2 separate regions of the Homo sapiens genome follow, and region 2 is linked to region 1. A link is a loop called in an ENCODE intact Hi-C map of the cell type or tissue named here. Cell type or tissue: CD14-positive monocyte. All regions are shown on one strand. Each heading gives the region's core, and the rest is flanking DNA. Links, peaks and the distances in the headings are about the cores only.

The links. A loop is a pair of places that touch in the nucleus more often than their neighbours do. Peaks named below come from ENCODE experiments on the same cell type or tissue, not always from the same donor. Only the 100,000 strongest peaks of a DNase experiment are listed, where the experiment ranks them.
Region 2: it touches region 1 in a loop (6-fold over the local background); 1 of 110 quality-filtered maps calls a loop at or near these places.

Annotation. Positions count from the first base shown.
Region 1 is chr19:51,824,647-51,836,058 of GRCh38, reverse strand. FPR3 (formyl peptide receptor 3) reads right to left here. Exons shown (of 2, transcript NM_002030.5): 2 at 9,869-11,412. The coding sequence ends at 11,249. It also overlaps a transcript of ZNF577 not described here. Among named protein-coding and RNA genes, the nearest start is that of FPR3, 35 kb to the right of the region's middle. In CD14-positive monocyte, for the core only: CTCF peaks have their summits at 5,355 and 5,554; a DNase peak (open chromatin) is centred at 5,598; H3K4me3 peaks cover 702 bases; H3K27ac peaks cover 1,639 bases; H3K27me3 peaks cover 383 bases.
Region 2 is chr19:51,601,434-51,611,890 of GRCh38, reverse strand. SIGLEC5 (sialic acid binding Ig like lectin 5) reads left to right here. Exons shown (of 9, transcript NM_003830.4): 9 at 1-931. It also overlaps the pseudogene LOC339352. Among named protein-coding and RNA genes, the nearest start is that of LINC01530, 12 kb to the right of the region's middle. RefSeq lists an enhancer at 4,478-4,837. In CD14-positive monocyte, for the core only: a CTCF peak has its summit at 3,790; a DNase peak (open chromatin) is centred at 3,740; H3K27me3 peaks cover 1,666 bases.

The sequences.
Region 1 (11,412 bases), core at 1,324-9,323:
AATGTGTAAAGTATGTGTCACTTTAAAATTGCATGATCCAAACATTACTTAAGATATTGATTTCAAGGTCGGGTGCGGTGGCTCACGCCTGTAATCCCAGCACTTTGGGAGGCCAAGGCAGGTGGATCACCTGAGGTCAGTAGTTCAAGACCAGCCTGACCAACATGGTGAAACCCCATCTCTACTAAAAATACAAAAATTAGCTGGGCGTGGTGGCAGGCATCTGTGATTCGAGCTACTCAGGAGGCTGAGACAGGAGAATTGCTTGAACCAGGGAGGCGGAGGTTGCAGTGAGCCGAGATCGTGCCATTGCACTCCAGCCTGGGGAACAGAGCAAGACTGTCTCAAAAAAAAAGATACTGATTTCAGTTATGTCTGGCCATGTCAGTGAAAACATAACTTTTCTGAAATATTGGTTAAAATAAAAAATTTATTAATATTAATTTTAACTTCAGTTCATAAAAATCACTTTATTCTTCAAGCACAATTTTTGTATTGAACAGATGTATTTAAAAGTAAACTAGTAAGTGTTCCTTTTTTCCCTGTCTTTTGGAAGTGTTTCTTGTAAGACTGATGTTACTTCTTTCTTAAATATTCAGTAGAATTCACAGGTGAAACAATGCAAGCCTGAAGTTTTTTTTTTTTTTAATGGGTATTGATTAGAAATTCAATTTCTTTACTAGGTATTGGACTATTTAGATTTTCTAATTCTTTTTATGACAGTTTCATATGTGTGCTTTTCAAGGAATTTGTCCATTTCATCTAAATTGTCAAATATAATGTTATAAAGTGATTTGTAATATCATTTTAGTGTGTTTAGTCTCTGTAATAATGTTCCTTTTTTCATTCCTAAGATTGGTCATTTGTATTTTCTCTTTTTTCTTGATTAGTATTGCTAGAAACTTATCCATTTTATTGATATCTTAACATAACTTTAATATTTCCTCTTCTATTGATCTCTATTTCATTTATTTCCACTTTTAAAAGTTATTTTCTTATATTTTCTTTAGATTTAATTTGATATTTTTCTAGCTTCTTGAAATGTAAACTTAGATCATTGAGTTCACACACTTATTCTCTAATAAAAACACTTAAGGTAAAAATTCCCCTGTAAGGGAGGCTCAGGTTGGATGATTGCTTGAGGCCAGGAGTTCAAGAGCAGTCTGGACAACATAGCAAGACCCCACCTCTACAAAAAAATTTAAAAATTAGCCAGATGTGGTGGTGAGTGCCTATAACCTCAGCCATTCAGGAGGCTGAGGCAGGAGGATTGCTTGAGCCCAAGAGGTTGAAGCTGCAGTGAGCCGTGATTCTGCCACTTCACTGCAGCTTGAGTGACAGAGCAAGACCCTGTCTTAAAAAAAAAAATCGTGTGCACACTGTCTTTAGCTTTAAATCACAAAATTTGAAATGTACTCCTCTTATCCTTCAGTTAAAAATATTTTCTAATCTTCATTAAGATTTATTTGGCCCATGGGTTATTTACATATATGTTGTTTAGTTTCCAAAGATTTGGGCATTTGCTAGTTATGTTGTTATTGCTGGTTTTTAATTTGATAGATTATGGTCATGGAATATACTTAGTATAATTTAAAGCCTTAGATTTTTATTAAAACTTATTTTATAACCCAGCACTTGAAAAGAATTATATTGGGTATTATGTGAAATATCCTACTCTTAGGTGTAAGAAATGGTTTATAAATGTCAGTTAGGTTACTTGATTGTGCTTTTTAATTCTCTGTATCTTGAGGCCAGGAGTTTGCCTGGGCAACATAGTGTGACCTTGTTTCCACAAAACAAATAAATAAATAAAAGGAGTGTGGCTGCACATGCCTCAGCTACTCCAGAGACTGAGGTGGAGGATCACTTGAGCCCAGGGTTTTAAGGCTGCAGTGAGCTATGATTGTGCCACTGCACTCCAGCCTGGGTGACAGAGCAAGACCCTGCCCCTACTCCAGTACTATTTTTGTAGCTACATAAGTGGCTAGAAAAAAAAAAATCTATTGTGTGTTTTTGAAAAGCTAGAGGAGAGGATTTTGAATCTTCACCACATAGAGAAATGATAAATGTTTTAGGTGATGGATGTGCTAATTACCCTGATTTGACTATTATACACATTGTATGCATGTATCAACATATCACTCTGTATCCCTTAAACATGTACAATTACGATGTGAACTAAAACTAAAAGAAAAAAATATATTGTACCCCTAACTGTTAATCTAAACCATCAGCCCTGACCACTTCCCAAAATTCCAGCCTCATAAAATCAGTCAACTTCTTGGAATTTCTGTGAACACAAGCAGTAGGCATGACAAACTAAACATTCTGAAAACAGTATCCCCAGTTCTCCTATTCCCTGACCTGCCCCTTCCTCAGTTTTCTTTCTTTTAGGAATCAGAGGCATTGTCCTCTCAGTAGATTAAGTGCCAAGTCTAAAATTTATTATTGATTTTTCTCTCATTTGGTAAGCAAAATCCAAGTGCTGCTGATTTTATGCACCCCAAGAATCACCTACAGGCTCATGCCATCTCTTGTCTGGATGCCTGAACTAGCTTTTGCAAACAGCTCTCTCTCTCCATGAACAGAAGCAAAAAATGACTTTTTAAAACACAATCAACATAACTACTTCCAGCGGTGATGGCATAAGAGAGACCAGATTTATGCTCCTACCTTAAACAACTAAAAATCTAGGGAAAATGGGAAAGAATGGTTTTCTGACACTGGACAACAGGTAGTATAGCATTGTAATCTCCAAAAAAGGGGAAACAAATAAGATGATTCCCGTGATTGCCTTGATTACTGACTTGAGAGAGTTCCCAGGCCACAGAGTAGGAGGGGAAACACAGGTAGAGCCCGGTAGACTCTTTGAAATAAGAAGATAAAGTTGGGAGTTGGGAAGAACAAGGCAGATAGAGTTGAAAGATTAGTACTGAATAAGAGAGTACTGCAGACAGAATATGATTAAGACATCAGTTCTTCTTCAAGCAAATCCATAGATTCAATGTGATTCAAGTTAAAAAAACATTAACCTAATTCTAAAAATTTATATCGAAAGGCAAAGGAACTAAAATAGCCAAATTACTTTTGAAAAGGAACAACATTGGAGTATGTCAAGACTTGCTATTAAGCTACAATTATCAAGACAGTGTGATATTGGCTAAACGGTAGACAGACCAATGGAACACAATAGAGTCCGGAAATAGATCCACACACAATATTGACTTTTGACATACGTAAAAAATTCAATGAAGAAAGAATATTATTTTCAACAAATGATACTGGCGTAATTGGACATTAAAAATATTAACAAAAAAGAAACTCAACCTAAGCCTCACATTCTTTGCAAAAGATAATTAAAGATGGATTATAGATTTAAATATTAAATGTAGAACTACTACATTTTTAGGAGAAAACATTAAAAAATGTCCAGGACCAAGAGCTAACCAAAGAATTCTTTGACATGACACCAAAAGCACAATCTGTAAAAAAGGAATAAGTTGGACTTCATAAAAATGAAAAATTTTTATGGTTGATTAGCCAGGCATGGTGGTTTGCACCTCCAGTCCCAGCTACTTGGGAGGCTGAGGCAGGAGGATCACTTGAGCCCAGGGGGCAGAGGCTGCAGTGAGCTGAGATTGCACCACTGCACTCTAGCCTGGGAAACAGAGTAAGACCTTGTCTCAAAAAAATAAAAAATAAAAATAAAAAAAGAAAATTATGGTTAAGCTTTAGACTCAATACAAATTAAAAAAAAATAGAGCAGATCATCACATTGCTCTGTATCTTTTAATGGCTACCAGGTGTCTACCTCAGGCTTAACAAACTCTGCTGTATATGGTTCAGACCTCATTTTCTGGATACCCACTCTCTTTCTCACTGAAAAATGACAGATGAATGTGGAGGCTGCTACAATAGATGAAGAAAAACAGAGGCGTCAAAGGCTCTCAGACCAGCAAAGAATGAGAGAAGGGAGGTGATTTTGTGATTGACAAAAAGCTACAACAAGTGCTATGAAAAGAACTAAAATATTTGCTGAACTAGACTGGAGAGAGCCTGAGAGGCTACGTTATCTTAGGGACTCAGAAAAAAATGTTCTGAGGAGGTTATGTTTAAACTGAGATTAGAATTACATGAACTGGTCACATGAAAGTTCAAGAGGAAGAATATTCCAAGCAGGACAACAGTTAGTACAAAGATTCTGAGACAAGAATGATTTGGTATGTTTGAGAAATAAAGATATTACTAGTGTAATTACTAACATAATCGATGAAAGAAAAACTGTTGAGGAAGACCATCAGAAGGACAGGCAAAAGCCAGATAATATGAGGCTTTGGGAGTCAGATAGTGGATTCAGATGTTTTTATTATTAGCATGATGGGAAGCTATTGGAGGGTGTTAATCAAGAGATGGGCACGATCATGTTTATATTAGAAAAAAAAAACTTTGGCTGCTGTGTAAATAACTGATTGCTGTAGAGCAAGAGTGAATGCAGAAAGATTAGGAAACTATTGTAGTGGTCCGGATGATGATGGTTTGAAGTCAGGTGGTAGTGGACAGGAAAGAAACACACAGATTTGGTCCACGTTTTTGACATAGAGTCAATGGGATATGGTGATGGATTAGATTAAAAGAATCAATAGGCCGGGTGCAGTGGCTCATGCTTGTAATCCTTGCACTTTGGGAGGCCAAGGCAGGTGGATCACTTGAGATCAGGAGTTTGAGACCAGCCTGGCCAACATGGTGAAACCCCATCTCTACTAAAAATACAAATATTAGCCAGGCGGGGTGGCATGAACCTTGTAACCCCAACTACTTAGGAGGCTGAAGCAGGATAATTGCTTGAACCTTGGAGGCAGAGGTTGCGGTGAGTGAAGATCGCACCACAGCACTCCAGCCTGGACAACAGAGTGAGACTCCATCTCATAAAAAATAAATAAATAAAATAAAGAATCAATAATTACTTATATTTGGGACTTAAGACATTTGGTAGAGTGTGATGACTTTTCCTAAATTTGGAAGAAATGTAGAAGATTTGTCAAGCAACTGTTTCAGGGGGAATCAAATTGATAGTTTTACTTTGATGATGCCCCATAGGTTTTCAAGTGGAAATGCAGAGGAGGGAGGTAGATACCAGTCTGGAGTCCTGAAGAGAAGTTGTGGATTATGATGGATGTTTAGGGGGAGTCATTTATGTACAGATGGGATTTCAAGTTATAGGAACACATTACCTAGGATGACTGCATTGATGCAAATAGATGAGGGGGGTCTAGAATTGAGCCCTCGGGTACACCAACATTTAAAAGTCAGAAAAGAGCCAGTCAAGGAGATTGAGAAAGATAAATCACTGAGGTAGGAAGAAAACCAAACAAGTGTGATGTCACCAAGAGAATTATATATTTTAAAATAAAAGGGTGTGGACAACTGAGTCATATATGCTTAGGGGCCTAAGATTCCCATCATTATCAGATAAGCATATATGACTTAGATTTACTCCATTGGATTCATAGGCAAGCACCAAATGTCTGAACCTGCAGTGCAGTAACATGGCAATGGATGTCACTGTTGTCCTTGATAAGAGTAGTCCCACTGCAGTAATCAGGACATGAACCCATTTAGAATGAGTTCTGGAGAAAATGTGAAATGAGGAAGTAGAGAAAGAAACTGGAAGTGACCCTTGAGTTTGCTGTCAAGGAGAGCAGAGAAATTTGTTGTAAAGTTCAGGAGGACGCGTGTGGTACAAAAGGTTTTTATGTTTTCAGTTAGTAGATTAGAGAACAGATGTATATGCTGATGGCAAAAACACAAAAAGAAAATGGCATGATAAAGTAGACAGAGAGACTATTTTCATTTCTTCCACTCAATTTCTACTAATTTATATTAGTTAATGCTTCATCTTTCCTCTGTTTTTTTTTTTTTTTTTAAACACTAGAAGCATATGCTATGTCAGTCAGGTTTCCACCAGATAAATAGGACTCAAAATGGATCACAGACCTAAATGTAAAAGACAAAATTATAAAACTCCTAGAAGATAACAGGAGAAAATCTAGATGACCTTGGGTTTGGCACCCTGTTGTTTTGACTTTACAAATTGTTACTAAAAACATCTGGGGGTGAGCTCCATTTGCACTGGCCTTGTGGGCAGTTGTTTCCCTTTTGAAGGTGCCCCACTTGACCTCTGAGTGGCTAGTGGGGACAAGGAGTGATAGCAGGAAGGAATGCAGCAACCAAGGAGGCACTGGCCTCAGCAGCACTTGCTCTTGAAAATTGCCAAGGGGACTTGTGCAGTTGCCATATTACAGGTTAGGCTTAGGTGACTTGATCCTTTCATCCTGGCTCTCCTTTATCAACACACTGAAGCCCAGCATTTTATCATCTTTTCTGACTTCACTATGAGGGAATTGCTGCTACCCAGGAGCCTGGTATCCTGTGGCTCTCTCATCAGTGAGATGTGTAGGAGATCGGTCAGGATGGTGGGAAAAGTTGTAAGATAAATTATAGGAAAAGGATGCAAACCTTCTTGGAAGGCCTGGGATTTGCATAGCTTCAGAAGAGGATTTGGCTGAAGGCAGCTGAATTTTCTCAGAATGGATAACAAGGAAGTGTAAAGGAATTGATCTAGATAAGTTAGTTTACTTAGGCCTCGGAACCTGGTATTTAATCATCTGTGCACAGGACTGCTGTCTTGGGGGGTGGGGGGTGACAATGTTAATTACCCACAAGACGTGTTGACTCCAGGCCTTTGTCATTAAATCTGTACTGAATAAATGCCCACAGTGCCAGCTTGTCGGGGCTGTGGCTACTGACTCTTTACAGCTCCCTCCTCGGTGTCTGTGAGCTGCCCAGTCCCCTAGCCTGCTTTTTCACTGGATATCAGTCTCAGAGTGCATTTTTCATCTGTCATTCGGCCAGGTTGGACCCTGGCAGAGATGGACATAGAGTTTCACCATACTGGCCAGCTCACTCTGGCTGGAGACCAGGACTTTGCAACTTATACCCAGTACAGGCCAGACTACTACCAAGACCCCATGTAACAAGAGCAGCATATATAGCTCAAGGGACAACGTGCCCTCAAGTAGTGGCCTGTCACCAGGGGCCTGATTAGAGAAAGAGTGACTACTGTTCATAGCGAAACATCCTCATTACAATGAAACCTGCCCTCCAGGAGCTGCAGGGGAGCCTGAAGGCTCAGAGAGCTGTCTATATTCACCAGAGTTTCTGGAGAGTCCCCAAGGCAACACCTGACAACAGCAGTACTAAGTTGCACAAAGCAACAAAAAATCTAAAACCAGCAAGCAGTAGTGCTGTCCCAGACCGACCAGGCCTGATACAGGAAGTTAGTGAGCCATCCACATGGACATACATTGGGAAGTATTTCTTTGTGGTAACTGTCCCATAACTTTAAAAAAAAAATCTCAGTTTCCTGAACCCACAATATATCATAATGCAATGGGAATTGAGACTCCACAATGAAAACTCCTAAAGAGGAAAAGAAAAATGGAGAGGATGTAGCAGGCACTGTTCTACTGCAATTAACCAAGGCCAGTGGGAAGGAATAGTAAGAATCCCCTGTCCTGGCAGTGGAGGAAGTCTCTTAATTAGCCCATCTGGAAGCCCTGGCTCTCCTATCTAGGTTTTGTCCTTGTGCCTTTTTATTTTCTTTTTCTTTTTCTTCTCCTTTTTTTTTTTTTGAGATGGAATCTTTCTCTGTCTCCCAGGCTAGAGTGCAGTGGCACATTCTCAGCTCATTGCAACCTTCACCTCCCAGGTTCAAACAATTCTCCTTCCTCAGTCTTCCAAGTAGCTGGGATTATAGGTGCACACCACCATGCCCAGATAATTTTTGTATTTTTAGTACAGACAGCGTTTCAACATGTTGGCCAGGCTGGTCTAGAACTCTTGACCTCAAATGATCCACTCACCTCGGCCTCCCAAAGTGCTGGGATTACTGGAGTCAGCCATCATGCCCAGCCTTGTTCCTTATTTTCTATGGCTACACCTTGGCTGGGCATTTAAGAATATACACCTCCTGGGAACTCTAAAGCATTTATAGGAGTCAAACGTGCAAATGAAATGCGCAAAGTGCTCTGCCTTGGAAATGCAATAACTTTAGGAGAGACAGAAGGGAAAAGGAGAAGAAAATGAGTAAAGCAGTGGGGTGAGTGAGAACACTGATAACAGGATTGCCTGATATTCATGTTGAGTGGTGTCTTTTGCCAGTGCATCAGGAAAGTATGTTCACAATACAGAATTGACAATTTCTGAGTGTTTATGTGCAGAAAGCAAGGTAAAGGGCTGAGTTATGAGTTATTTATTTAAATATGAAGTCTTTAGGCAATGGTTAACCAGAGTAGTTTACTTAAGCAGAAACTCAAAATCAGAAATGTTCATGAAAATGTAAGCCAGCTGGGAATTTACAAATACTGTGGACATGAGGATGGGAATTTACTAGACCTGACCTGATTCATATTATGAGGGCTGGAGATAATTTTGACTGGACATTAAGTGATATTATTGTTTATCAATGCCATAAACATTTATTGAGTGCCTATCACATATCAGACACTATCTTATTTGCAGGGGATTGGGATCCATCAGCAAACAATATAGACCAAAATACCTGCCCTCAGATAGCTTACATTCTCATTACTTGAAAGAAACATATCAAGTACCATACAGTTATTATACTGTCTCATGCCAATAAGTGAAACCACATTTGCAAAAATTTTGACAGTGAGAGAAATCTAACGTGGCTGACTCCTTCCTGCCTCTAGCCTCAAAGGTTATCTGTCTTTGTTCACTCCTGGTTGTAGGCTAAGATAACTGGGGAAGAATTTAGTTTATAGTTTAACATGGAAGCAAGGATGATAGTAGGCCTTCCCTAACTAACACCCTTCTTGCTCTGAGACTGAAAAGTAATGAAAGGCCCTAAGATTAGGATTATTCAAGGAGTCTGAATTCTGCTAAAATGTAGGATTATAGTTTCTATAATCCTTTATTGCCAGACGTCATGTGGCCAGAGACACCTGGGCAGTAAAGACCAAGATTTGTGACTTCCCCAATCACTTCTATAGGTAACACCTCTATTGTAGAACCTAGGATTAGTCTTTTGAGATGTTTTTCAGACTTGCATTCTAGCAACTGACTGACCTTACCAGGGCTCATGACTTATGACTCAAGTGGTCCTGTGACCCCCTCACTCCAAGGCAGACTCAGTGCTTGAGGACCACTTTCCACTCTCCTATGATTGCCTTCCCAACCAGTCAGCAGCACCCATTCCCTAGTCTCCTGCCCACCAAACTATCTTTGAAAAACCATAATCTCTCAGCCTTGAGGGAAACTGATTTGACTGATAACTCCAGTTCATCCATGTGGCCAGCATCATGTTTACTGCAATACTGCATCTTTCTTTACTGCAATACTACAGTCTCAGTAAACTGGTTTTGTCTGTGCAGCAGGCAGGGAGAACCCACTGGGTGATTACAAAAGTTTGGTAATTGGGATGAAATGGCCAAATTCCTTGAATTTGAAAATCACAGTTTACCAAAAGTGAACAATGTGAAAAAGAAAACTGCCAGGTCTAATAATTGTTAAAGAAATCGAACCTATATTTAAAAGCCTTCCCAAAAAGCAAACCCAAGATCCAGTTGGCTTCACTAGCAAATTTTTCTAAATGTTTAACAAAGATATAATACCCGAGGATAGAATCAGAAAATCACTTCCAAACTCCTTTCAGGAAAACTAAGTTTTATGTAAAAGCTAACAAGGACAGTAGAGAAAAGTGAAATAACAGAGCCATCTCTACATAAACATAAATACAGAAATTCTAAACAAATCTGTGAGACAGATTATAAATGTTCAAAAACCATCATGAGCAAGCGTGGTTTATTTCATAAATGCAAGGGTAGCTTAACATTGAAAACTTAATCTAATTTATAATTATGTAAATGAAAGAATAAAAATAATATGATCACGTTAATATTTACAGAAACTGCATTTAATAAAATTCAACATTCATTCATGATTTAAACAATAAAAGAAAACTCTTAACAAATAAGAATAGAAGAAACCTTCAACAGTCTGACTTTAAAAAGAGAAAGCCCCAGAAAGCCTATGGCAAACATTTTACTTAATGGTAAGATAAAGTTTTTTTCTAAAAAAACACTATCTCATCTAAGCCTTACAAATATCCCCACTTTGTCTCTTCTCTTGTACTCTTTTCCCACTTCCACTTAGTCTCAGGATATAGGCTGAGGTCCAGACATGAAAAAATAACACCCACAGTGGCCTCATTATCTACTTCTTACCCTCAAATCAGGGGGCACAGAAGTATTTTCCCTGAGGAAATACTTGAGCCACTCATCCTGGAATGACTCAATGTGACCAAGGTTAAATGAAGTTAGGACTGGGATTAGGGTATCTGGTATTAAGATGTATGTTGGTTTTAGCCCATGGTTTCTGCTTCAGAACTCCCATAGCCCTTGCTACAGTCCTTTGTTATAATGTTGGGTGTATTAAGCCTCAGGAAACAGAATCTCTCTCCTTTCCTTTCATCTACCCCAAAGCAGGACTCTAATCTTCCCTTGCCTTTCTAATTGTGGGTCTTAAGACCCTCCCCAGAGAGGATCCCATCCTATACACTGGAGGAAAGAATGCTGACATCATGAAGCTTCCATAAAAACCCAAGAGGACTGGATTTGGAGAGCTTCATGAGACGTGAACACACGGAGGTTCCCAGAGGGTGATGCACTCAGGGAGGGCGTGGAACCCCGTACCTTGCCCTATGTGCCTCTTCATCTGTATCCTTTGTAGTATCTTTTATAATAAACCTTGCTTTTATAATAAACCAGCAAGCCGAAATAAATGTTTCTCTGAGTTCCATGAGCCACTCTACCCCCAAAGAGGGGGTAGTGGGAACCCTGATTGAAGCTGGTTGGTCCGAAGTTTCAGAAGCCTGGATTTGTGACTTGTGTCTCAACTGGAGGAGCAGACTTGGGGAATGAGCCCTTAAACCTGTGGGATCTGACAGTAGCTCCAGGTAGATAGTGTTGGAATTTAATTGTAGGACACCCAGCTGGTGTCTATTGCTTGGTTGTGGGAAAAACCCCCTACAGATTTGGTACAGACTTCCTTTATGTTGATGATTGTGGTGGTGGTGGTATGAAAGAGGAAGAAAAACACTGTCAGAATTTTTTTTTTCCGCTTAACGCAGGGTAGAAAGAGACAGAGCCCAAAAATATCCCCGACCTCACATTGCTTGTAACTCCGTCTCCTCAGGAGGTGAAGCAGAAGTGGTGTCTGTGTTGCTGGTCTGGGCTGAGTCAGGGACCTCAGTCAGGGCCCTCTCCAAACTAGTGGGCAAAGAGCGAATCAGTCTTTCTTGGAAGTTACGACCCATAAAGACGTAGAGAA
Region 2 (10,457 bases), core at 640-8,639, 220 kb after region 1:
TCTGGTCTCTCTTCCTTGAATAGAAAGGTCCTGCTGGCAAGTTCTCTCAAGGCTGGGGATGACCAGGCACAAAAAACAGGGCAGCAATATGTTGGTGTCACTCCCCTTCCCAAAACTCTTCGAAGACTCCCTAGGAAAGACCAGCCCCTCAGCCTGGCACTTGGTTCATGATGTGGGATCTTATATCCTTGCCAGAGTCATATCTTTGCCCACTTTTACCTGCAATCCTTGCATCATATTCCTTTGGCTCCAGTCCTTCATTTATGAGACCCATAGGAATCCTTCCAACAGCCAAAGAGTTGAGTCTAACTCTTTCCTGCCCAAACCCATTCACGGCCCCCTGGCCTTAGACAATATATCACAAGCATCTCCCCTGACACATAAAGTCCTTCATGATCTCCCTGCTATCTATTCATTTATACTTTCCTCTTGCCTAACCCTTCCTTAAGCCTTTCATGCTGGTTCATACCACACTGTCTTTGCAATTTGAGATTCCTCCTCCTGGAAGCCATGCCTCCTTGCTTTCATCTGGCTTACACTATCTTTTCCTCCAAACATGAGTTAATGGGTGGTCTTGAGTTGGAAGAGTGGACTGAAGAAAGAACTTATACTCTCCCTCCTCTAAAATTGAACTAATTTATTTTTTAAAATGCTAAACCAAAAGCAGCTAAAAATTCTCCAGTTACTTATCTAGGGTATCTCCAAACCCAGATAAATGACAATGTTAGAAACTTCAGCAAGTGGTCATGAGGAAATGAGTGGATAATTCCAGTGGAGTACTGGGAGGACATTGATTCTCAATATCTACCACCCAAACTTCATTTTCATCACTGTAAAGAAGGTGAATTGTGACTACTGTTTTGGTTATGACAGGTTAGATAATTTTGATCAAGCCTTGTGTTGAAAATAATAAAATCTTTTGGGGAAAAAATGAGTAGAAAAAGAATCCTTCCCTTAAATAGTATAGAATGCCTGAAAAGAAAATGGAAACTTAGGCCAAAATTCTGGGGAAAGGCTGAACCCAGAGAAGTAAGCAGAATCACTAAGCCAAAATTCCCAGGGGCATTTGCTCATATTGAAAAAGGAAGCTTTGGTTCTTTGGTCTTGCATGTGGCTCTGGAAATGAAGGTTAAGTCTGTGGCCCAGCGAAAGGTTGCAAATGTCAAAAGAGACCATCCCTACATTGGGTTTGTGTCAAGGTAAGGCTGAATCAAAACTGAAGACAAGGAAAAAAATCTGAACAGCTACCAGAGAAAAAGGATCACCTTCAAAAGAAAAGTCATTTAATTGACAACTGAATTATCAGTAGCAACCTGGAGAGTAGAAGAAGGCAAATACTATTTCTAACATCAATTTGCAATCTATACTCAGTAAAGTCAACTCAAAAATGAGAAAGCAATAATGATCTTTCAGAGCAAGTAAATGGGGGAGCTTTAATAAAAACAAAAGATAGTTTAGAATTCCTGACAATCACAATAGTTAAGTACCAAGGTAAGTGTATTTTACATGTCCCAATATCCATATATTATCCAGGAGGAGAGAGAGGTTTTCATTTACTAAAGACTTTGATAGGTTAATAAGGCATGCTGTAAATTTTTCTCATGACGGCTAAAAGAACAGAATCATAATATATAACTTTCAACCTAGTGATCACTAAAGGTATACTATTAAAAACTTAGTAAACCAGCCAGGCGCAGTGGCTCACACCTGTAATCCTAGCACTTCGAGAGGCCGAGGGGTGGAGAATCACTTGAGCCCAGGAGTTCAAGAATAGCCTAGGCAACATGGCAAAACACACCTCTACAAAAAAGTACAAAAAATTTAGCCAGGCATGGTAGCATATGCCTGTAGTCCCAGCTACTTGGGAGGCCGAGACAGGAGGATCACCTGAGCCCGGAAGGTGGAGACTGCAGTAAGCCGAGTGATAGAGTGAGACCTTGTCTCAAAAAACAAACAAAAAGCCAAACAACAACAAAATTACTTAGTAAACAAAACAAACAAACAAAACGGAGAAATAAAGTAATGTAGAATTGGTGACACATACAGAAAACAAAATATAACATGGGATATTTATGTTAAATATAATTGGATAAATGCTTCAGTTTAAAACAGAGTCCACTTGGATGGATTCCAAGTATATGATCTTTACAACATATACACGTAAAGTACAAGGATAGAGAAGGCCAAAAGTGAAAGTATATTATGCCGACATTAATAAAAGGAAAGCTAGTGCAGTCCTATTTGGCCATACAAAATACACATTACCACATTGTTCCATTTGTGTGAATGTTTAAAGCAATTATTCTTGCTTAAAAATATATACACAGGTATTATGCTTATGGGCAAAGGCAGGGAAAAGGATAATCCCAAATATCAGCAAGGTGGTACTCATAAGAAGGTCAGGGAGGGTGGGAAACAAAGAGGGGTTCTAAGATTCCTGGGGTGCCCGCATGTTCTATTTCTCAGCATAACAGATGATCACACAATGTGAATGGTAAGTATATTTCTGATAACACAAACATGGAAAAATATTGCAAGCTAGGAAATGTCTGATCTTCTGATAGTCATCTTTTCTTAAATTTTTTGAAGAAAAAATAATTTTCTTTAAGGAGATTATGACAAAAAGTTAATAAAAACTCATCCTTCTTACCAAAAATCTTGATAGATTTGACAACATCACAGTGGAAAATATCACCAGGCTCAGTGGCTCATGCCTGTAATCCCAGCACTTTGGGAGAGTGAGGCAGGAGGATCACTTGAGCCCAGGTGTTTGGAACGAGTCTGGCAATGTAGTGAGACCCTGTCTCTACAAAAAGAAAAAAAAGTTAGTGGGCATGGAAGCACACACCTGTGGTCCTAGCTACTTGGAAGGCTGAGATGGGATGATCGCTTGAGCCCAGGAGTTCAAGAAGAGCCTGGGCAACATAGTAAGAACCCATCTCTACAAAAAATAAACAAAAATGAGTTGGGCATGGTGGCAGGTGCCTGTGGTCCCAGCTACTCAGGAGGCTGAGATGGGAGGATCACTTGTGCCCTGGAGGTTGAGACTGCAGTGAGCTGAGATCATGACACTGCAGTCCAGCATGGGTGACAGAGTGAGACTTTGTCTCAAAAAAAAAAAAAAAGAAAAAAAATATACACACACACACACACACACACACACACACATATATATATGCACCAATAATGTGAGACCCCATGAAATCGCGTATACATCCAGTCTCTGTTTCCCACTCTGTCAAATGAGAATTATTAACCAAACCTCTCTTAGGTTGGTTATGAAGATTAAATGAGGCATATATAGAAAAGCACAGCCCTGAGTCTGGAACTTGGGGAGCTTCAGTGAATGTCCATCTCTTTCCTAAACCCTTATCCGAGAGGAGATCCAGGCACGGACTTGCTACTTAAAGCGTGGTCCAAGAGCCAGCAACATCAGCATAATCTGGAACTTCAGAAAAATACCTTGTTCTTCCCTGTCCCTTAGCCAGGCCGGTACTACAATTCAAAAGAATGATCCTTAGCTCAACAAGAGGAGTGAGAGGAAAAGCACAGCGATAAGTCTCTTTCCCTGGCCTCTCCTTCCCAAAAGGGACCCAGCCTTTTCGAAGCCTCTCTGACTTAGGTGCCCCGCTGGCCTACAGCTCAGAACCGTGTGCTTGTAAATTCGTGTCCATGGCAGAGTTGGGAGTTTCCTGAACTCAGAGCACAGTTGTGGTGCAGAACCATGGACAGCGCCAACCCTGGGCTAGTTGTTCCCCAAATCGGGCATGGCGGGTGGAGCGCCCCCTGGGAGCAGAACTCTGTCCTGTCTCAAATGCAGAGGTAAGAAGGTTGGAAAGCAGAGTTGGTTACATTCTGTGCTGCAGGACAGAGGTGCTGGTCAGAGGACATTCAAACTCCTCCTCAGTCTTCTTCTGAAGTCCCCCTCATTTTAGGGAAGAGAAGACTTAACTTCAGAGAGATGGTGCATTTCTCACAGGCCACTGGGATCCTTGCCTCTCTGGGCTGACTCTGCCCTCACTCCTTCCAGGAAACCTTCTATGTGGTAGGCTCCATCTCTTCCTCCCTTCCTTTTCCAGTGAGTTGATAATTTGCTCTTGCTTTGAATCCCTTATTTGTCCTGTCATGGTGTTCTGAAAAACAGAACATGATATGTGATCCTTTTCCATACCTGACTCTGTGCCAAATCCTGAATCAGCTCAAATGAAGGAATGAAGGATCTATTAGAAGGCTGGTTGTGAAGTTATATTTGGAGCTGAGGGGTCACAGAAATAAATTCTAAGTTTTCCTTCATTCTACATGAATAGTAAGTGTTTAGACTAGGAAAAGGATCCTGGGGCCTCAGTGGACCACAGGATGGAGAGAGTTGTCATGAAGGGCAGAACAGGCAAGGCAATGTCAGGGTAAAATGGATGTGCGTTAAGGAGGGAGAGATCTGATAAATACTGTGAAGATGGGAGGCCCATAGGGCTGGAGGAACTGTCAAGAAGTCAAAACTCACACTGAAGGTGTGAGTGAAGGGCTTATCAGAAACCTGAGAATAAGCGAGGAGACATACAAAAATTCAGTGACTTTCTGAACTCAAATTGACACCAGAAAAACCACAAACATCACAGTCGAGTGTGAAGCTGGAGCCAGGGCCTCAGTTCTGAGTCACCGTCTCTGACCATGAAGGGCCCCCCTTGCAGGTGAGTTTCAGTTCCACCTTCTCGTGACTTCTTGTGTGATGGGTGGAGGGGCAGAAGATTCAGTTTCAGGGCTCCTACACTCTTCTGCTCTGAGAGAGATCTCCGAGTTCCAAGTGAACAGAGAAGAGGTGGGGCATGCCCCATTCATTTTCTGAGGAGAGGTAGGAATGGATGCCTGGAGGAGGCAACATCTGAGTGAGGAATGAGATGGCAGGGGGCACTGAACAGGTTATCAGTAGGCCTGGGGTAAAAGGAGGTCAGCTTTCACTTCCCTGGTAGTTGTTTGAGGGAAGAGGACTCCTAACAGAGAGAGGAACTTGGAGCAGCTCAATCCAGGAAAAGTCTCTAGCTGTGCTCTTTCTGTAGCTGCCTTGATCTCCAGGTAGAAGAGACTCATCAGGCGATGTCAGGAGTCCCAGACTCACCCCCCTCCAAACCCAAGATGCTGCTGTTGCCCCTGCTGTGCAGGTGCAGGGACAAGAGGATTGCAGGAAATGTGACTTCACAGAAGGTCCTTCGTCATCATTTTGGGGTACAGCTTGGAGAAATATGCAGGATAGAAGCTGCAGGTCTGAGATTTGAAGATGTGGTACAGGACAAACTGCCTCTGTATTCTCATGCTTTGATCTCTCATCTTGAAATTTTTGTGTTTACTCTAGAAGAGCCTATGTCTTTTGGTTTGTGGAAGAGGTCAACATTTCCATTTCCATGATCCTCCTATTTCCACAAATAGACCAGGTCAAAAGCTGCAGAAGAGACACCAAGAACCGTAGGCTGATTCCACCTCCTTGGGGACCTTCACTGAGCAACAGAGATGCCAAGAAGGAGGGGAGCATGACATTTTTCCCTCATGAGGAGAAGACTTTTAGTGAGATATTGTCACAAATAGAAAACATAACCTCTAAATGTGAAAGGTAGAGTACTACTCTACTTACAGAGAGCTTAGGTGTTCCCGTGTCCCATATCTGAGCACCTCTCATCCTTGAGGGCCAGTTGCGAGTTTGGAGGCCTCAGAGAAGGTAGATTTGCCATTGCCTTCTTCTTTCACATTTTAGACTCTGTTATGTTTGGTACTGGAGGATCCAGGTGAGGATGGCCCCCTTCCAGAACCAATAGCCACGAACTGGATCTGGGTCCATCTGGGGATCCTGGAGTGAGAAAAGTGCAAGGTGCAAGCTCTTCTGATCATCACAACCACAATAAGTGTGTGTGGGGGTGGAGGGAGGTGTGTCTCAGGGTGACCCATTCCCAGTAACAGTTCTTGGGTGTCCTATATCCTCAGCAGGCTCTGACATGGGGAAGTCAGAGCCCCATTGCACCCAGATTCCAGGATACCTAGGATGTGAATGTCAGGTGTCTGGGTCAGCACTTGCAGGGAGAGGGAGGACCTGGGGAACAGAGGAGGGTATGGTACCAGGAGTGGCCTGTGGATCAGCCCCGAGCTGGGTCCTCTGCTTTCAGCTCAGGGTCCTTCATGTCTTCCACAACCCAATCCTTTGGATGAAACAGGTTGCTGATTCCAAGCATAGACTGAAAAGCTAAGTAGAACATTTGAATCTCATGGGGATAGAATGATAAAAGTTATGGCTGAGGGCTTGCCAAGGAAAAAGGGCCATGGTAAACACTGTAGTGCTGTGGTTGGGACCTTGTAGAGTAAGGATGAGTTGGAACTAGATGATACCTCATAAGGATTAAAGCCAGACCAAATTTCCTCAATATCTGATCAAATTGAAGTGGTCGGCTTGCCACAAGCAACAGTAAATATGCCCTGAAGAAGGATAATGTGACCCAGAGCTTAAAATTATCTCCATAGGTTTTCATCACTCCACCAGACAAGAGTGTGGCCAGGGAAACAGCAGCCAAGAGTTTTATGAGAATAGAGCGCTCACTAGAGGACCTAGAACTTAATGCAAATGTGGTAGAGCTGGAAAGTGATGCTTTGGAGAAGGCAGGATGATCATGAGAGCATCATTAAGCAGTTCCATTGAAGAACAGGTGTGGGTAGGCAAGACAGAGCGTGCAGGGATATATGAAAAGCCAAGTATGCCCATTGTTACCATGGGACCCCCAAAGGGGGATCTCAGAAAGTTCTATGGAAAACTGTTGCCTGCGTAGCTACTACCTCTGTAAGCACACAGCCAAGCAGGTGGTGGTAGATTTGAGGCTGGTGTTGGTCATCCCCAGGGCTGGCAATTGGGAAGATGGCCTGCATGTGGAGCAAAGCAGGGAAAACTGCCTAATACATTATGCTATTTTATAGTTGTTTACAGCAGGAGGGTAAGTCTGGTACTAGTTACTCCATTCTGCCTGGTTATTATTATTAATCACATTCACAATTTTAATGGTTCTTTTAAAAATGTAATCCAATACAATGGTGAAACTCTCCATTTTAGCATCTGTTTTTACGTGATGACAATTAAAGTCCATACCTAAAACTCATATCTAGAACACCTGTAAATACATCTGTGCTTGATGCCCAGCCTCTTGGTATTCAACAATTTTGTCATATCTCCTGGCATGCTTGTCAACTTTTTAATTTTTAGTTGAATTTCTAGTATTTTGTTTGAAAAACTGCAGAGATTTTTTTGAGCTCTGACTGAAATTTTCCTCCTCTGGATTCTAGTACAGTCTAGAACAGCACTGTGCGATGGAACTTTCATGACGATGGAGGCATTGTGTCTGCATTGTTCAATATGGTGGTAAGGAGCACTTGAAAGGTGTTTAGGGTGACTGAGGACTTAATCCTTAATTTTATTTTAATTAATTTAAAGATAAATCGGCTCATGTGGCTAGGGCTACCCTATTTTTGCTTTCTGGCAAGTGGAATAGGGACAGATCCCTTAAGCCAGCCCCAGGCTGAGTGAGTTTGAAGATGGGTTTTGGTCTTTTTGTGGGCAGGTCTACTCCCAGTTGACCCATATTTTTTGGCGGGGGGGACGGAGTCTCACTCTGTTTCCCAGGCTGGAGTGCAGTGGCGCGATCTCAGCTCACTGCAAGCTCCACCTCCTGAGTTCACGCCATTCTCCTGCCTCAGCCTCCTGAGTAGCTAGGACTACAGGCGCCCGCCACCACGCCCGGCTAATTTTTTGTATTTTTAGTAGAGACAGGGTTTCACCGTGTTAGCCAGGATGGTCTCGATCTCCTGACCGCGTGATCCGCCCACCTTGGCCTCCCAAAGTGCTGGGATTACAGGTGTGAGCCACTGCGCCCGGCCGACCCTTACTTTTAATCTGTAACCCTTCTTGAGTTCTAATGGAAGGTTTGGGGTGTTTACTGGGCCTCTCCTTATCAGACCCGGAACATCAAATTTGGCTTACCCAGTTCCATCAGACTGCTGAGAGGAGAGTTTAAACATGTTGGGCTCACCTCAGTGATCTTCCCTTCCTTCCAGGGTTTTGGTCCCTCAAGTCCTGTCTACCTTGGTAGCACCAGGCTCCATGATCTATTTGTATTTATTTAATTTTATTAATTTTTTTTTTTGTAGAGACAGGGTCTCTGTATGTTGCCCAGGCTGGCCTCAAACTCCTGAGCTCAAGAGATCCTCTCACGTTGGCACCCCAAAGTGCTGGGATTATAGGCATGAGCCACTGCACCTGGCCACCATGATTTCTGTCTCCAGCCCCAGCCATAACACTGCTGAAAGCTCAACTCAGGTTCCCATCTTCTTATCCTCTGCTTTCTGCTTGCTTCCTTAGCCTTTTGGCCCCTCCAGGAGAATGAGCTTCCCTTTTCTCTGCGATCCTGGCCAACTTGGTAGCTCTCCAATGTCATCAGATTGTTTTTGTGTGTGTATGTGTGTACTGTTTTTCCATTTGGTCTCAGTCTTAGTGTGGAAGTGTTGTTCTGACATTAGCTTCTCTATCATGGCTAGAAACCTCGCTTGCTTTGTTTGATCTCTGCCCCAAAGTCACCTTCTCAAAGAGGCCCTGGCCTTTCAAACTAAAATAACAGCTCTTTACACCTTTTCCCTTTATGTTATTTCTTATCTACAGCACTAATTATCTGACATTATATAGGTGTCTTTCCCACAAGGCCCTAAGTTCCATGAAAGACTCTGTCTTTTTTCTCTCACCAGTGCCTAGAACAGCCCCTGCACACATTAGGTGCTCAATAAGTGTTTCTTGGATGAATAATGCTGTTATTGTCCGATGGGGAGAGAGGTCTGGTCTTTGCCCTTAATGATCAGTCTAATTAGGGAGAGCATAACCCAAAACGGTGGGAAGGCCACAGAGTCAGGACAGGACCTATGGGTGGGGGACCTATGGGGTGGGGTTTGGGAGATCCCTACGCCCTGGACTGGGTGGGAGGGGAGAATCAGGAAGGTCCTCTTTCTGTAAGGACCCTGGAGGGTTTGAGCAGGCAGATGGGAAAGGGAAGGCATTCCTGACTAGGGAGGCAAGCCAGCAAAGCTCGGAGGTGGGACTGAGAACACCAAATCTCCCACAGGTTAGGCAGGAAGTTTCTGGGCCTCACTCCTTTCAGGACCAGCTGAGCAGCAATCCTGAAACTAAAAGCTCCCTGGTGGCCAAACCTTAATATGAACAACCAAGTTACTGAATCCTCCCAAGAGTACCCTGATGTCGGGGGAGTGGAGAGGGAGGGTTGCTTCTATTTTCAGAGGAGGAAATAGAAGGTCAGAAGAGTTAAGCGGCGATTCAGGCTCGCGCAGCTCTGCCTTCAGAGCTTGAGAGGTCTGCAAAGCCCACCAGCCCCTCCTTACCTATGACAAGAGACGGCAAGGGAGATTCAGGTGGTGATGGATGAGGACAGGATAGCATGGGGGAAAGGCAATCCCAAAATCTCTGACAGCTCTGGAGCCAGGCCAACCTGGTGGGAGCCCCCAGGTCAGTTACTGCGGCTCAGGCTACTGCCAGTGAGGCCGTGGAGGAGACGAAATGAGGGTGCAGCACGCGCTGCACACGAAGCGCTGGAAGGGAGGCATCGTGACGGGGGCTGTGAATGGCGTGTGTCCATCAAGTCACGTCACTCCGCTTACCCCACTGCGGGCAAACAGGAAACATCAGGAATCTGGTGCTCAAGGAGGGTCAGGACCATGCTGAGCGCACCCAGAACCAGCAGAGAACTGGGCAGGAGGTCCCCAACCAACCCCCACTCGCTCAGGAATCACAAGGTGTTCAGCCCCCTCCTCCCTGAGATCCAGGAGTCCACGACCCCAGGCCCTCCTTCCTCAGCCACAGATGCCTGGGGTCCCCAGCCCCACTTCCTCTAGCCCTAGTCCTGGTCCTCTCCTCTCTCAGACCTAGGATGGCCCCCCAGCCCCCTCCTCCCTCAGAGCCAGAAGGCCAGCTCGAGACCCTTCCTCCCTGAGACCCCGAAGTCTGGGGTCCCAGCTTCAGGGTTTCAGGTCACTGGGCCCCCATCCCCCTCCCACCTCACATGGAAGGCCAGGTAAGGTAACGGGTTTATTCACAGTGTCATTTACAGGCAGACCTCACCCGGGCGCGTCGGATCCCGGCGGGAGGCCCGGAGTCGCTAGAAGGTGGGGACGGTCTCGGAAGTGGGGGCCCGGGCCGGATCCCCGGGCGTCCCCGGCGTCGCCTCCTCGTCCAGCCCCCGGCGGCCCTTGCCGATGGCCAGGCGGGGCCGACCGCGGTTCAGGCCGTCCAGGAGGGAGCAGGCCTGGCAGAGCGCGCGGCTGGCCAGCGCCCCACAGCGGGGGCAGGCGCCGGGGCGCGGGGGCCGCGCGGCCGAGGCCAGCGCCAGGCGTTCGGCCGAGTGCACCAGGTCCAGCACCGCCGACGGCCGCGG